Linked DNA regions of Homo sapiens: region 2 is linked to region 1. A link is a contact called in ENCODE Hi-C or POLR2A ChIA-PET data. All regions are on one chromosome and are shown on one strand. Each heading gives the region's core, a stretch centred on a gene start or an enhancer-like site at or near the end of the contact. The rest is flanking DNA. Distances are from core to core; before and after follow the strand shown.

Region 1 (7,489 bases), core at 2,088-4,587:
TTTCATATTATTAGTTTTTTCAGAAAAAACTTTTAAGATGTGTTTATCCTCCCCATTGTATCTTTGCTTGCTTCTGGTTCATTCATTTTTGCTCTCATATTTATTGCTTCCTTTCTTCTGCCTTTTTTCTGGGCTTATAATTTTTTCAAACTTCTCTGACTGGTTGCTTATCTCATTCCTTTTTCAGTTCTTCTTTTCTAAGTATTTACATCTATGCATTTCCTTTTAATTATTACCCGGCTTGCATTCTGCAAAATCACATGTGCAACATTTTCATTATCATTCAGTTCCAGCTATTTGTAATTTTCACTGTAATTTTTTCTTTGATCTATGAGTTACTTAGAAATGTTTTAAAATTTCCAAACCAATGGAAATTTCTATCATGTATTTTTGTTACTGTCGTTTAATTCAATTACCTTGTGGTAAGAAAATATGGTCTATATGTCACCTTTTCTTTGAAATTTTTGAGACTTGTATTATGGCCCAGTGTGAGACCGTTTTGGGGTATAAATGTTGCATGCATGCTGAATTGAATGGCTATTTTCTAATTGTTGGGTGCACAGTTCTATGTAAGGCCAATAAACAAATCTGCGTGCTGAATCCTCCCTATCTTTAAATTTGTAAAAATCTGATGCGTAATGATGGTGTTTGGCAGTTTTTTGTGACTTGCACTAAAGGCGTTCACATGAGACATGAATTCTACGAGCTCCCTGGCTGGTCCTGAGGGTGCAGTGCTAAGGACAGAAGAGTCCCAGGCTTGGTGGCCTTGGAAGAGGCCCCACATCCGAGTGAGGGGCAGGATGTCAGAGCTGCCGGAGTGGGGCTCATTCTTTTCTGCTTGTCAGTGCAGTGACCTTCCTCACCTAGATGACCTGGAAAATATTCCTGCCAGGTGGGCTGGAGGCTAGGCCGGCTGAGCATGAGATAAGAAAGTGAAACGACTTCTTTTTTTTTTTTTTTTTTGAGACAGAGTTTCACTCTTGTCGCCCAGGCTGGAGTGCAGTGGCGCAATCTCGGCTCACTGCAACCTCTGCCTCCCGGGTTCAGGCGATTCTCCTGCCTCAGCCTCCCAAATAGATGGGGTGAATTGAATTCTTCATTCAACAAACACCGCTAGGAGCCTGCACTGTGTCAGGTGCTAGGCCAGGTGCCCTGGGCCCTGCCCTCACAAGCTCCTGGGCCAGTGTGAGCCAGTGCCAGGAGCAGCCTCACGGTCAGAACTGGGCGTTCATTACAGGGGTACAGGGTGGGGCATCCGCTCTTCTGGGTGCATTGTGCCACGCCAACAAGACACACACCATCTTGCCAAGGTGCCGTGGCTGGGTGCCAGGGCATCTCGTGAGATTCTAGTTTACGGGGCGTTTTGAGCCTCTGCCTGTCTAAGCAGGGAGCAGACTGCATTTTCCAGACTCGGAGGCTACGGCAGAGTGAAAGCAGAAGTAGCTGCAGATGCTTCCCCTCCTGGGAGTATGTAGGACAGGTCGAGCTCCCAAGGATGTTTGGAGAGGTGTTTGGGAGCAGAAGTTCATGCTGGTGTTTAGGTTGACTCATCCCATGCGAAAGTATTTTGAAATCAGTTGCCGACATTTGAAACTTATTGATTTCATATAAAAACAGAACTGCCTGGTGTGGCTGGAAGCCCTGGGCCTGGCCTGAATGTAGCTCCACCGTCCCCAGCCACTGTCTACAGATTGTCAGGTCTGCACTGGCATTTTCTTTCAATACACTTAGAGGAAAGTGAAATATTTTTCTTACACATGTTCCCATGAACTGGGGCAAAATTAAGAAAACTCCACATATTCCAGGAGAAATAAGAGAGTATGTTTCTTGGTGCAGGTAGAAACTGATCTTAATTTCATCAAATGAATAAAGTGTGGACAGATGGAACTTGAAGGCACCCAGATGAAGCCAATTGCTTCTCTCATGACCAGCCTTCTCCTCTCATGTCCATTATTTATGTGAAACTCAGAAGGAGCCACAGCAGCCATGCAGAAGAACCCAGGGGGCATCTGTGGCACCAGGGCAATCGGACTGCCTCTGGCTGGACCTTGGCAGGGGATGGTACCTGTACACAGAGGGCACATGCAGCCTGAGGGGCATAGGCTGCCAGCCAAAGGCCTGGGTTTCGAGTCCAGCTCTCACATTTACTGCTGCGTGGACTTGGACAGGTTGCATGCTAAGATGGCATTGGGCTCAGTAGCAAGTGCTCACGGTGTTGGCTGCTACCGTTAGGGATTTGACTGAGGGAGCCCAAGAATGAAAAGAGCTCGATTTCTGCCAGCTCAGTTGGGTGGGGGACTCAAGACTTGTCATTAAGTTGATTTATATTTTAAAAAGTGACATTTCCTGCACATTTGGGTTTTTGGCTGAACATCTAAGCATTGTGACAACGTGCAGGTATAAAGGAGTACAGGAGCATAAGGCCTTCAGCCTGCTGGCTGAGCCTGTGTGACTACCAAAGTTCCTCCAGGCTAAGGACCTGGACATGGGGCCTGTAAACTTGGATGGGAAAAAAATTACATCTCTGTTCTCTAACCTCTAAGGAACACTTAGCATCTTCTTCTAATAGTAGTGTGGCAAACGAACCACAGAAACATTACCACCCAGTAACTTTATTTCTGGTAGGAATCACAGGTCTTTCCATCCACATTCCAGCTGTTACAGGTATCTCTCAATATCGATTCCATTTATCACCATGTCGAGATGGTGGTAGCTGTTTCATCTGCTGCCAGATCTTGCTATTTACTGTGTGGATAAATAAGCATGTATATTTCTACTTCACAAGTTTAACAAAATATTTTGATAACTGTGTGTTAATACTACTGATTTCTACTATGATCCTTATCTATTTTAGTTTGGGGATTTAAAAATCTTATTCTGAGAAGAGAGTGATAGGCATTCCTAGACTCAGAGGCTCCCATGGCACAAAAACAGTGACCGAGCTGGACTATTGGCTGGAGGGGCATTTCCTATTTCTGCTCCAAGGCAGAGGCTACTGCAAGGGCTGGACTGCAGGGCAGACCGGCTTTGCCCACATTCCTCTCTGAGACTTACTAGCATGGGTCATTAGGCAAGAAACCGCACCTTACCGAGCTTTGTTCCCACACTCTGTGGGGAAGATTATAGGAGAGAACACTGGGTATAATACCCCAGCATGTACAATGGGTCTAATCACAGCCAGCTTCTGGTGGAGTCCAGAATGACAGGGGCTTCCTTCAGCCCTGTCTTCAGAGAGGCTGAGAGGAACTGAACAGCCTCCTGGCTGTGACAGTGGTTTCCTTCCCCATCAGTCACGTGGGTCTTGTCCTGTCCCCAGAGCCTTGGGTCACATGGCTCATTGTGCCTGCGCTGCCAGCAGCCAGGAGCCAGGAGCCAAGAGCAGAGCGCCAGCATGAACTTGGGGGTCAGCATGCTGAGGATCCTCTTCCTCCTGGGTAAGTGGGGACTGCGGGGGTCTCTGGCCCGGGGGAGCCTCAGTGGGCAGGAAACTGGGGGAGCCTTAGCCCACTGGGGCTTGATCCCTAAAACATAACTCTGTCCCTTTACACAGATGATGTTTCTCACTTTGATCTGGTAGTGAGCAATGATCTTGTTTGTCTCATTCCAGCTGCAACTTACAAATGCTTCTGGGCTAAAGGAGAATAGGAAGGGTCATGGCAGAAGGAGCTTCGGGCTTGGGATCTAGAAACATCTGGGTGTAAACTGTGGCTCCATTGCTGATAAACTAGAATAAGCTTCTGAAACTCCCTAACTTTCTGAACCAATGAGATGGGAGATAATCATGTTTACTTTTTGGGATTTCAAGAGAGTTAAGTTAAATTTAATTAAGTCAAATCAAAATACTGACATAGAATGAGAACATGTAGGCATGTAGATACTGGTATACATTTAATGTTGAATCAGAATTCTCATGCAGTGAAGCAGACTCTTTGCTACTCAGAGGTATCTTTGTTTTTAAAAATTATCTTTAATGCATTCCTTGAAAGAAGGAAGAAAGGAGAGAGGCAAAGACTAAAACAAAGTAGGGCCAAATGGAGGAGAGAAATATAAAGTCAGAGAAGTAGACAGAGAGGAAGAAACTCAAAGAGAGAGAGAGAGAGACAGACAGAGACATAGAGAGATGGTTAGAAATATGCATAGATGGAGACAGAGATGGAGAGAGACACATGCCTTTACGAAGTCCCCTCTGATATCAACTGTTGTTTCCTAAAAAGGCAGCATACGTCCCTCATATATACAAAGACGTTCCTTCCCAGAACTTGCACTGGGCCGAGACTCAATGGGAAGCAGTCTGTCTCCAGATTAAATCTTGTGTCTCCAGACCAATAGGTTGTATCCTGAATGCGGGCAAAGTTAGTGCTGTGGGCAGGTTTCCATCTAAAGTCTGCACTAAGCAGGGGAGAGCAAAGACTTTGGCCTTGGGAGTCAGCATGTCAGACAGACAGCCAGCCACATCATCCATCAGTTTACACATGGAAACGGGCCGTTGGCAGTGACTGTGAAGGGATGTCAGGCACCAGCAAGCAGCGATTAAGGGTGTGCACGGTGGTTAGATGCAGTGTGCCTGCCCAGAGACGTGGTGGAAGGTAAGAGAAGTTGTAACCCTTATTTCTGCTTTTGACTTACCTAGATAAACAAACTAGTCTGTCCTGGTACAAAAAAAGGAAGTTAAATTTAAGAAATCCAATGAAAAATGTGCAAATTATATAAACAGGCAATTCATTGAAGAATCACAGACAATAAAACTTTAAAATGTCCAGTCTCACAAATAATAAAAGATCTAACACCTCCTCGCATTTTTTAGTGTGTCGATGTGCTGGGTGCTCTGCTGAAGATGTTACATGAGCTCATTTGGTTCCCACAGCAACTCTGTGCAATAGGTGCCACAATTACCTGCATGTTATAGATAAGGTTTTAATCACTGGGCCAAGGCATCACAGCTCGTTTCTGCTTTCATATACTATTGATAGAGGTACACAGTGGTTAGGAGTGGGTATCCAGTACGAGACTCCTTAAATGTTCATCCCTGTTCTGTTGTTTACCAGCCTGGAAAACTTGGACAAAGAATTAATCCTCTCTGTGCCCAGTTTTCTCATCTGTAAGTTGGGGACACCTCACAGGACTATTGGGAAAATGAAATCTGTTACCACATTTAAAGCACTTAGCATGGGATGTGATAAGTGGTGAGCACTCACTATTGGATATGAGGGGACTCATTTATTCACTCTCTCCAGAGGGCAATTTGGCAAAATCTGGGTGTCAATGTAAGCGAAATGTAAGATGTTCATAACCCTTCACCCAGAAATTCCACCTCCAGGAATATAACCTGATGAAATAATATGGTAAAACCCTCCCAAAATATTTCACAGGGTATTATTCAACACTGCCGAAACCACGGTGGGAACCAGAAACAAGAGACTATCAGTAGGAATTTGACTAAGTTAATTATGCTTTAGTATTTCCAACAATATCCAATATATTTAGTTGAAAGACATGCCTTTCTATGAGCTGACACGGATGAAACAGAAGTGATGAAGTGATAGTTACAGGTTAGAGTTCCGTAGTAATATTTTGCATGTGTTTAGTCTCCTTCTTCTTCCTCTTTTTCTTCTTCTTCCTCTTCTTCTTCTTCTTCTTCTTCTTCTTCTTCTTCTTCTTCCTCTTCTTCTTCTTCCTCTTCTTCTTCTTCTTTTTCTTCTTCTTCTTCTTCCTCCTCCTCCTCCTCTTCCTCCTCCTCCTTCTTCTTCTTGAGATGGAATTTTGCTCTTGTTGCCCAGGCTGGAGTGCAATGGCGCGATCTCGGCTCACCGCAACCTCCACCTCCTGGGTTCAAGCAATTCACCTGCCTCAGCCTCCCGAGTAGCTGGGATTACAGGCACATGCCCCCGCACCTGGCTAATTTTGTATTTTTAGTAGAGATGCGGCTTCTCCATGTTGGCCAAGCTGGTCTTGAACTCCTGACCTCAGGTGTTCCGCCCACCTCGGCCTCCAAAAGTGCTGGGATTACAGGCGTGAGCCACCGTGCCCGGCTATCCTTTATCTTCTTAGGAAAAAGAATTATACAGCATCTTAATTTCTCTGTATTGGCATTTTTCATAATGATTGTATATGTTGTTAATTCCAGTAAGTAAATGTTTGTGAACAAAAAGCGAATATGACAGCCTGTTGAAAGCAAATGAAGGAAACGTTGGGCTTCCCCTTTATTGACTGGAGAAAGGGGCCTAGAGCACTGTTTAGTGCAATCTACTGGCAGATGGGGGTCTGTGAGGGTGGGTGACCAGGCCAGTCACCCAGGGTGTATGAGAACTGTACCTCAGGGGACTTGGGGGCTATGGGGGCACTCTCTGTCCAGTCCCTCTGTGGCATCCAGGATCCCAAGTATGACCGGGGGACCCTGGGATGAGAAGCCAGGCCAGTCTTTCCCACACACAGAGTAGGTAGAAAGTTTTTAAAGAAACAGTATTTGAATATTCTTTAAATATTTTCAAACACTGAGATTAATGGAACAGACATTTATGGAGCCAACACTCTGAATTACCAAATGTTAAATTTTTTTCTAGATATATATTTAAAGGTAGGTAGCTAAATCAATGTATCCATCAGAGAAACAGAACATAAGAGGTGGAGTTTGGCTCTCTTCCTCCTCTTGTTTTCCTCCCTCCCCAGAGGGAGAGGCACCCCAGGGTTGGCTGTGCTTCCTTCCTGGGTTACTTTGCAGCTGTTAAAAACTGCAGGAATCCGCCATAGCATACTGAACACGTTGCATTATCTACCCGTTCTGATAATATGGGTCAAATGCATTCATCCCAACTACTCTACAAGTTTCCACAGAAACACTGCCATTTATCTGATTATTTATCCATTCCCATACTGTCAGAATTTAGGTTGTCTCTAACTTGCAGCCTGATGGCTGAGGCTTCGATGAGCCCTCTCGCCCCACCTCCTGGAACCCACCTGCAGCTGGTTTTCTAGCAGACACCCCTGGCAGGGGAAATGTCGTGTCAATTCTCCTTTTGTTGGATATTGCCAAATTGCTCTCCACCAGGGGGTTGTGGCCATATCTGTTCCTTACATACTCAGTAATACTTGATACTGCCCAACTTCTCAATTCTTGACAATTAGAGAGGTATAAAATTTTATCTCAAAGTTTTTATTTTAGTTTGTGTGTTCCTAATCACTACTAGGAATAACTACTTTCTCTGCATTATCAGACAGCCCATTCTCCTTTTCTGTAGATTTCTGATTTTATATACCTTTCTCCCAAGTTGTATTTGATTATTGGTCTTTTATGTAGTATTCTGGATATTAATTATTTGTATGTTTCATGTGTTCCAAATATCTTCTCTCAGTATGTTGCTTATCTTTTATCTTTGTGGCTTCCTTTGTTGTGAGAAGTCTTTCAGCGTGATGTAATCACATTTATTGGTCTTTTCCTTTTTGTGTGCTTGGTTTTTCTGTGTTAAGAAGCATTTTAAAAAGTTATTTTTAC
Region 2 (6,973 bases), core at 3,571-6,070, 110 kb after region 1:
GCGGCAGGGCTTTGCATTAGCTGACATGACAGGAAGGTGACTCTGCAGTCGTAGGAATTTGTGACCCTGGCTTCAATGGCTCAGAGTTTAACTGTTGTTTGCAGAGAACAGCCAGGGAGGGGGGTTTTCATGTTTTGAGTGGACACAGCAGGGTGGTTATCTTTATGCAACAAAAGGAATGCTTGTAACAGAAGGGAAAAAAATTCGGAACATAGGCATACTGGTTGCTGCTCAATCAAGGGGAACTCAGGTGGTCTTTCTGAGCTTTTCTTCTCCTGCAAGGCAGCACTTTTTACAGATCTGTAGCTTCAAGAACAAAACAGAGAGTGGCCATGACCGGTCTTGTGTGTGTGGGGAGCCACACGCAGGCAGGAGGTGCCCGCTGGCTGGTGTCCATAACTGGAGGCCTGTGTGTTTGGCGGCCAGCTGAGCCTTCCAGAGTCGCCAGATGTTTTCTGATTCTGTAGCCCTGGCTGCCTGTGGGGAGCCCCCTTTGAGCCATGTTGAGGAAGCTGTGAACTGAAACTGTAGCTTGGGCCTTTTGAAGCCCCTGACCTCCTGCCTGGGCAGAGTGTGCCCCAAATGTCTGCAGCATGCTGCTAGGGACACTTGGGGAGAGATGCCTACTGCGGTTCTTACCTGCAACCTTGTCCCTCCTGGGTTCCTGCTGTTCTGAAGCGAAGGAAAGAGCTCAGATGAAGAGGTGAGCTTGTGGATCAGCTGCTGTGCTCCATGGGCATGGAAGCTTTTGTAAGACAATTTTTCTCTCCACTCCATGAATAAGACTAAAGGCAAGTTTCTCTGCCTTTTGGTCTGGGGACCACATTTGCATAGTCCCTTCCAGGCAGGTGCTGTGTTCACCTGCCTGAGGTTCTGTCGGCCTGGCAGCCTGACTGTGTTGTTCACCATCTTCTCCTGCCAGCAAGGGCTCTGCCATCCTGTTCTGGAGTAGTTTGCTGACCAATGTGGAAAGGCAGGACTGGCCGTGGGTTTGCTGGGTTGTGGCCATCCTGTGCCCTGGGATCCTGCCACAAATCCTGGTCTGTGAACTTTGCTCTGTCCCTGAGTTCGTCATGAAGTGTCTTGTCCAGAATCCAAGAGTCCTGTTGCTGAGTTTCACACTGTTTAAATGGATGCTGCAGCCTCTCTCCTAATTCTGACCCCTCACAGAGTTCTCCACCCTGTTAATCTACAGAGCCCACACATCAGAGACACAGGCATTTACTAGAAAGGCAGTTTTGATTTTTAGCTATGTGAGAACTTTCTCAAGCTCCTCACATTCCATCAGCTTCTGGACCTCTCTAACCTGACTCTGCCCCCACCAGCCTACTGACAGGGCTTTCCTCCAAGACTTTCCCAGTAGCTTCCTAGGAGCAAAACAGAGTGGATGTTTTCCAGCAGTTGATGCTATTAAGGCATCCTTCTTACAGTGCTTTCTTCTGGGCTTCCAGAACTCTCGCCCCAGCCCTCCTCTGCATCCATGACTAGCTCTGATCCTTTGTAGGAGACTCCCTTCCACACACCTGCCCCTCTCTCCTTAAATGTTAGTGCAGATGCACCCTTCACCTGCTACCTTGCCCTAAGGCACTTTCTACTTATTTTATTTTCAGTCCAGACATCTAAATTGCCAAGAGCAGAAATCTATTCAAACTAGCTTAGGCAAAAATGCTGACTGCCTTAAGAACACAGGAAGATCTCATAGACTCCAGGGGCAGAGGTTCTGCTGGGCTTCCCTGGGGCCTAGGCCAGGGAGGGGAGAGTCAAAAGGAACCTGAATGTCTGATTCCATTTCATGCCCCCTTTCTTCTCATTAACCATAAGCCTGACCTGCTTCTCCAGGCTCTCCCTGGGAGCCAGCCACCTGCTACTCCCAGTAGGCTTGCTTTTTCAGCTTAAGCACTTAACTAACTGCTTCTCCACGCCACAAGGGCTTTACAAATGTTCTTTTCCTGTTGACTCAGCTATTCCACTTCTAGGAACTTAATCTTGAGAACATATTGTGAAAGTTGTACTAAGGTTTAAGTTCATGAATGCTCACCACAGAATTATTTATGATGGGGAACAGGTAGAAACACTTTGAGTAGCCAATAGTAAGAGATTGTTAAATCATTGCTGATATATTAATATGATAAACTTTTATCATATTTTTCAAAATGATTCTGAATCATTTTTGAAAAGAATTTATTGAGAAAATGAGAGAAATTGAAAAAAGATGTGAAAGTATATGATCTCAATTTAAAAATATATGCATATTCATCATAAAGTATACCAAATATTTATTAATAGTAGTTATCTCAGGGTGACAGGATGGCCGATGGCTTTTTTTTCTATACATTTTTGTATTTTTTGTTATTTTAAATACAACTCGGTGCAGAACTCTAGCCCTCTTGGAAGCTTCTCTCAGCCTCCCCAGGCTGGGCTGGGTGTCTCTGAGTGTTCCTGGTATTGGACACACGTTCTTATTGTTACACTTACTAAGTGGTCCTCTATTTCTTGAAGAGAAAGCCTTTGTGTGTGCATTTTTATCTTTCTTGGACTCAGGAAAGTACTGACCATGGCTGATAGTAAATGTCTGTTGGTTGTAGAAAGTTAAGTCAACAGAGAAACATTTTTGCTAAGTTCAAATAAATGCCTGTGGCATTTTTCTTCAAAGATGGTTAGAATAATGCTTTTGGCTTCCCTTTTCACTTTCTGAGCAGCTTGGCATTGTATTGATCAGACTAATGATAACGTTGATTATTAGAGTTTAAGAAATGTAAGTATATGTAGCTGGGCACTGAGTCTCATGCCTGTAATTTTAGCTACTCAGGAGGCTGAGGCGGAAAGGTCTCCTGAGCCCAGGAGTTCAAGGCTGCAGTGAGCTGTGATTTTATCACTGCACTCCAGCCTGGGTGACGGAGTGAGACCTTATCTCTAAAAGAGATGTATGTACATGAACATGGTTTAACTGTTCAACTTAGACAACTTTTTATTTTGAGATTATTGTAGATTAATATCCATTTCTGGCCAGGCACAGTGGCTCATGCCTGTAATCCCAGCACTTTGGGAGGTGGAGGTGGGGGGATCACCTGAAGTCAGGAGTTCAAGACCAACCTGGCCAACATGGTGAAACCCTGTCTCTACCAAAAATACAAAAATTAGCTGGGTGTGGCGGCGTGGACCTGTAGCCCCAGCTACTCAGGAGGCTGAGGTTGGAGAAATGCTTGAACCTGAGAGGAGAAGGTTGCAGTGAGCCAAGATTATGCCACTGCGCTCCAGCCTGGGCCACAGGGCAAGAAAGAAAAAATCAATTTCTAAAAAATCATACACAGAGATCCCTTGTACCAGTTTGTTTCCTTTACCTAATGTCTCCCAATGATAGCATTTTGCAAAACCATAAAACAATATCACAAACAGGATATTAACATCCATACAGTCAAGATACAGAATATTTCTGTCATTATAAGTGGCCCTTGTAGCCAAACCCATTTTCTTCTCACCACCACCCCCTTCTTAACTGCTGGCAACCACTCATCTGTTCTCTATTTCTATAATTTTGTCATATCAAGAATGTTACATTGATGAAGAATGTCATATCAAGAATGTAACCTTTTGGGATTTTTTTTTTTTTTTCACTCAGCGTACTTCTCTGGAGATTCATCCAGGTTGGTGTGTGTGTCGATAGTTTGTTCTTTTTATTTCTGAGGATGCTGTGGTGTGGATGTACCACACTTTGTTTAACTATTCACTTGCTGAAGGATATCCGGTCTGTTTCCAGTTTTTGGCTACCCAACATACATGTACAGTTTTCCATGTGAACTTAAGCTGTCATTTTTCTGGGACAAATGCAAGGAATGCAATTTCTGGGCTGAATGGTTGTTACAGGTGTCTCCTTTGAGAAACTGTAAAGCTCTATTCTAGAGTGGCTGAGCCTCTTTACATTCCCACCAGCCACGTCTGAGTGACCCAGTTTATCTGTATCCTTGCCAGCATTTGGGGATGTCACTATTTTTTATTTTAGCCACCCTGAAAGGCATGAGGGATATTTTACTGTAGTTGCATTTTGCATTTCTCTAACAGCGATAGAAGTCAAACATTTTCTCATGGGATTGTTTGCCACCTGTACATTCTCTTTAGTGAAATGTCTGTATTTTTTTTTTTTTCATTTCTCCAACAGGATTGTGTGGTTTTTGCTGTTGAGTTTTTAGAGTTCTTTAGAGTCTGGATAGTAGTCCTTTGTTGGATATGTGGTTTACAAATATTTTCTCCCAGTCTGTTTGACTTTTTATCCTCTTTATATGTTTGTTTACAGAACATCAGTTTTTAATTTTGGTAAAGTCAAGTATAGTATGTCAAGTTTTACTAATATAGACGGTGCCTCTTGTGTCAAGTCTAAGAACTCTGTCTATTCTTAGATCCCAAAGATTTTTCTTGTGGGTTTTTTCTGAAGTCTTCTAGCTTACATTTTACATTTAGGTTTGTGGTTCATTTTGAGTTAATTTTTGAATAAAAGGTGAGGTTTATTTTAGTTTTATTTTCTGCCAGTGGAAGTCCCATTGACCCAGCACCATTGATTGAAGAAACTGTCCTTCCGCCGTTGAATTACTTTTGCACTTTTGTCAAAAATCAACTGAGCATGCCTGTGTGGGTCTATTTCTGGGCTCTCTGTTCTGTTTCATTGATCTGTGTCTGTCCTTGCACCAATACCACACTGCCTTGTTGACTGTAGCACTGGGATTTCAAATATTCCAATTCTGATTGTTCTCTTGCCAGCGCACTTCTGCTGCGGCCCCCAGAAGGCTGACTCACGTGTCTGTCCTTGCCTTTCAGATCTCTATGTGTATGCTGTCCTCGTGTGCTGCGTGGGGATCCTCAGCATTCTGCTCTTCATGCTGGTCATCGTCTGGCAGTCTGTGTTTAACAAGCGGAAATCCAGAGGTAAGAAAACAGATAAGGTCATGTCTGGGATGGGAGCACACCCCGACCACAGACGGGCGGAAGATGCTAGACAAAGTACCACCTTGGTGGAAAAGTGCATTGTGAGTCAGGGATTATTTACCTGTGACTGTGGGCAAAGTGAGCAAGCTGTGTTTCCCTTGGACTCTGCTAAAATACACTGTGGCCATCATTGACATCACTGAATTTCCCCTTTCTCGGTTTCTGAGGCCCCTTCCTGCTGTCAATCTCCCTGAAGAGTCTGTGGCATCAGATGAGCCTAGGGTTGGATTTTGACTCTGCAGTTTGAGGCTGAGGTTTTGGGCAAGTTCCCGAGCCATTCTGAACATGGGTTTCCTCATTTATGAAAGGAGATTGACACCCTCTTCCCTCAGTGGAATGTTCTTATGAGCGTTCACTGGCAGGCAGGTGGCACTTGGGAAGTCTCCCCAGTTCTTTCCCTGACCAGTCTGAGAGTTCCCTTCCGTCTCCTTTCACTTTGGTGTCCCTGTTTCTCTGCACTCTGCCTTCAGCCCCTTCCTGCCTTCCTCTCAGGAAAGTGTAGTTCTCATGACTCTCATATCTCTATGAACACTGCCTGATTTCTCGAGAGTCTCTGCTTCTCCCCGAGCCCCGATTTCACTTGCCCAGCAGCTCCTGTTGGAGGTCTCCTTTGAGAGCCTCTCCCTGCATCCTGCTTCAGAATCTCCAAAACAGCTTGGGGACACTGTGGCTCCCAGAGATGACCAGGGTAAGAGCCGAGCTCTGGAAATGGACCGACTCCGGTTCCAGTGGCTCCCTTACTTACAGGCTGACAACCTCCTTCTGTGCCTGCTTTCCTCATCTGCGACATGGAGGAGGCAGGAGTGCACCAGTCTCAGGCTCATAGTGAGGACTAAGTTACCAAAAGAAAGATGCTAAAACCTGTAACACAGGCTCCAGCGAATGTCCTGCTTTTATGTTGACATATGGCTCTAATTATACACAATAATTGTCACTGTTAGCTCAAGGTCATAGAGCTTGGAAATATTAGATTCAGTGGTCACAGTTTGAGGGGCCACTCCAACAGTGACTCTGTGCAGCATTAATGCAGGGGTGTGGGCAAGCCTAAGGGACAATGAGGGAGGTGACACATCCAATGACAAGTACCCATGGGATGCTGTTTCCATCCTAGACCTTAAGGGACAAGGAGAGGGGAGGTTCCTGGAATGCACCATGCGTTAGCTGCAGCTTTGGGAGAGGTGTCACCATCAGGGGTCTGCAGAGAGGGACTCAGCTCCTGACAAACCAGGAGGCAGCTGGGAGGGAGCCAGGATGGTACACTCCTCAGGCCCTCTCCCCTCCCCACTTTGGATCTCCTGCTGCTATTGCCCTTGGTGCCACCCACCAGAAGCCAGGGGGTCAGGAACAGGAAGGTGCCTCCAGGGCTGAGCAGGCTGGACAAAGGTGGACGGGGATCCAGAGGGCAGTGGAGAACTCCAGCATGCTCCACAATCGGCAATGGGGCAGAGGCTGTAGCATGGGTGTCTTTCCTCTGGAGCCTGTGCTCTCCCACCAGCCTCTGCCTGTGTCTCTATGCTGTCCTTCAAAGCCAGCTCCAGGGCCTTCCCCTGCAATACCCACCTCCCTCATCAGTGGCAATGCAGCTTTTTCCTGTTCTCAACCCCTGAATACTCTTGTGAGCTTGTGGCACATTGCACTTGTGCCTTGGCATGGGCCTTCCTTCAAGAGGACAGTGTGAGAGGCAGGGACCACACATTCAATTCATTCTCCTTGGAATGTGGCTCAGGACAGATGCTCAGCACATGGTGGACAAATGGGTTTATTTCCCACCTGCCTTACACCCAACTGTTGGAGTGTGGAAGCCACATAGGCAGTTTCCAAGCTGGGTATGCTCTGAAGGCACTTTTGCCTGGGCTCAGGGGCATGATCGAGAGTCTGCACTGGCTGCAGGCCCTGCTAGGCCCTAGACAGGATCAGGGAAACAAAGAAGGGCCAAGAAGGGCAGACTGGGACATGTGCAAGCACCTGGCATCCTCCTCCAGGCCTCACAGAGAGG

Evidence for each region. A loop is a pair of places that touch in the nucleus more often than their neighbours do. ChIA-PET counts read pairs that join two places held with the same protein, here RNA polymerase II (POLR2A). Pooled maps may share reads with other maps.
Region 2: a loop to region 1 is called in a pooled map, with 2.5 times the contacts of the local background. The contact joins the enhancer-like site here to the promoter of TMEM273 in region 1. A Hi-C loop is called at or near these places in 1 of 37 single-sample maps with no recorded cell type and 9 of 50 pooled maps. POLR2A ChIA-PET finds 5 or more read pairs at or near these places in 2 of 52 experiments (CD8-positive, alpha-beta memory T cell and activated CD4-positive, alpha-beta memory T cell).

What each region holds. Positions count from the first base shown.
Region 1 is chr10:49,184,239-49,191,727 of GRCh38, reverse strand. It overlaps TMEM273 (transmembrane protein 273), which reads left to right and starts at 3,337. Exons shown (of 7, transcript NM_001288740.3): 1 at 3,337-3,434. The coding sequence starts at 3,392. RefSeq lists enhancers at 669-888, 1,349-1,508.
Region 2 is chr10:49,075,163-49,082,135 of GRCh38, reverse strand. It overlaps VSTM4 (V-set and transmembrane domain containing 4), which reads left to right. Exons shown (of 8, transcript NM_001031746.5): 4 at 4,810-4,917. Among named protein-coding and RNA genes, the nearest start is that of VSTM4, 37 kb to the left of the region's middle. Within about 2 kb of position 4,820, at least 2 of the 41 ENCODE cell types and tissues checked have a DNase peak (open chromatin) inside an H3K27ac peak, as active enhancers do.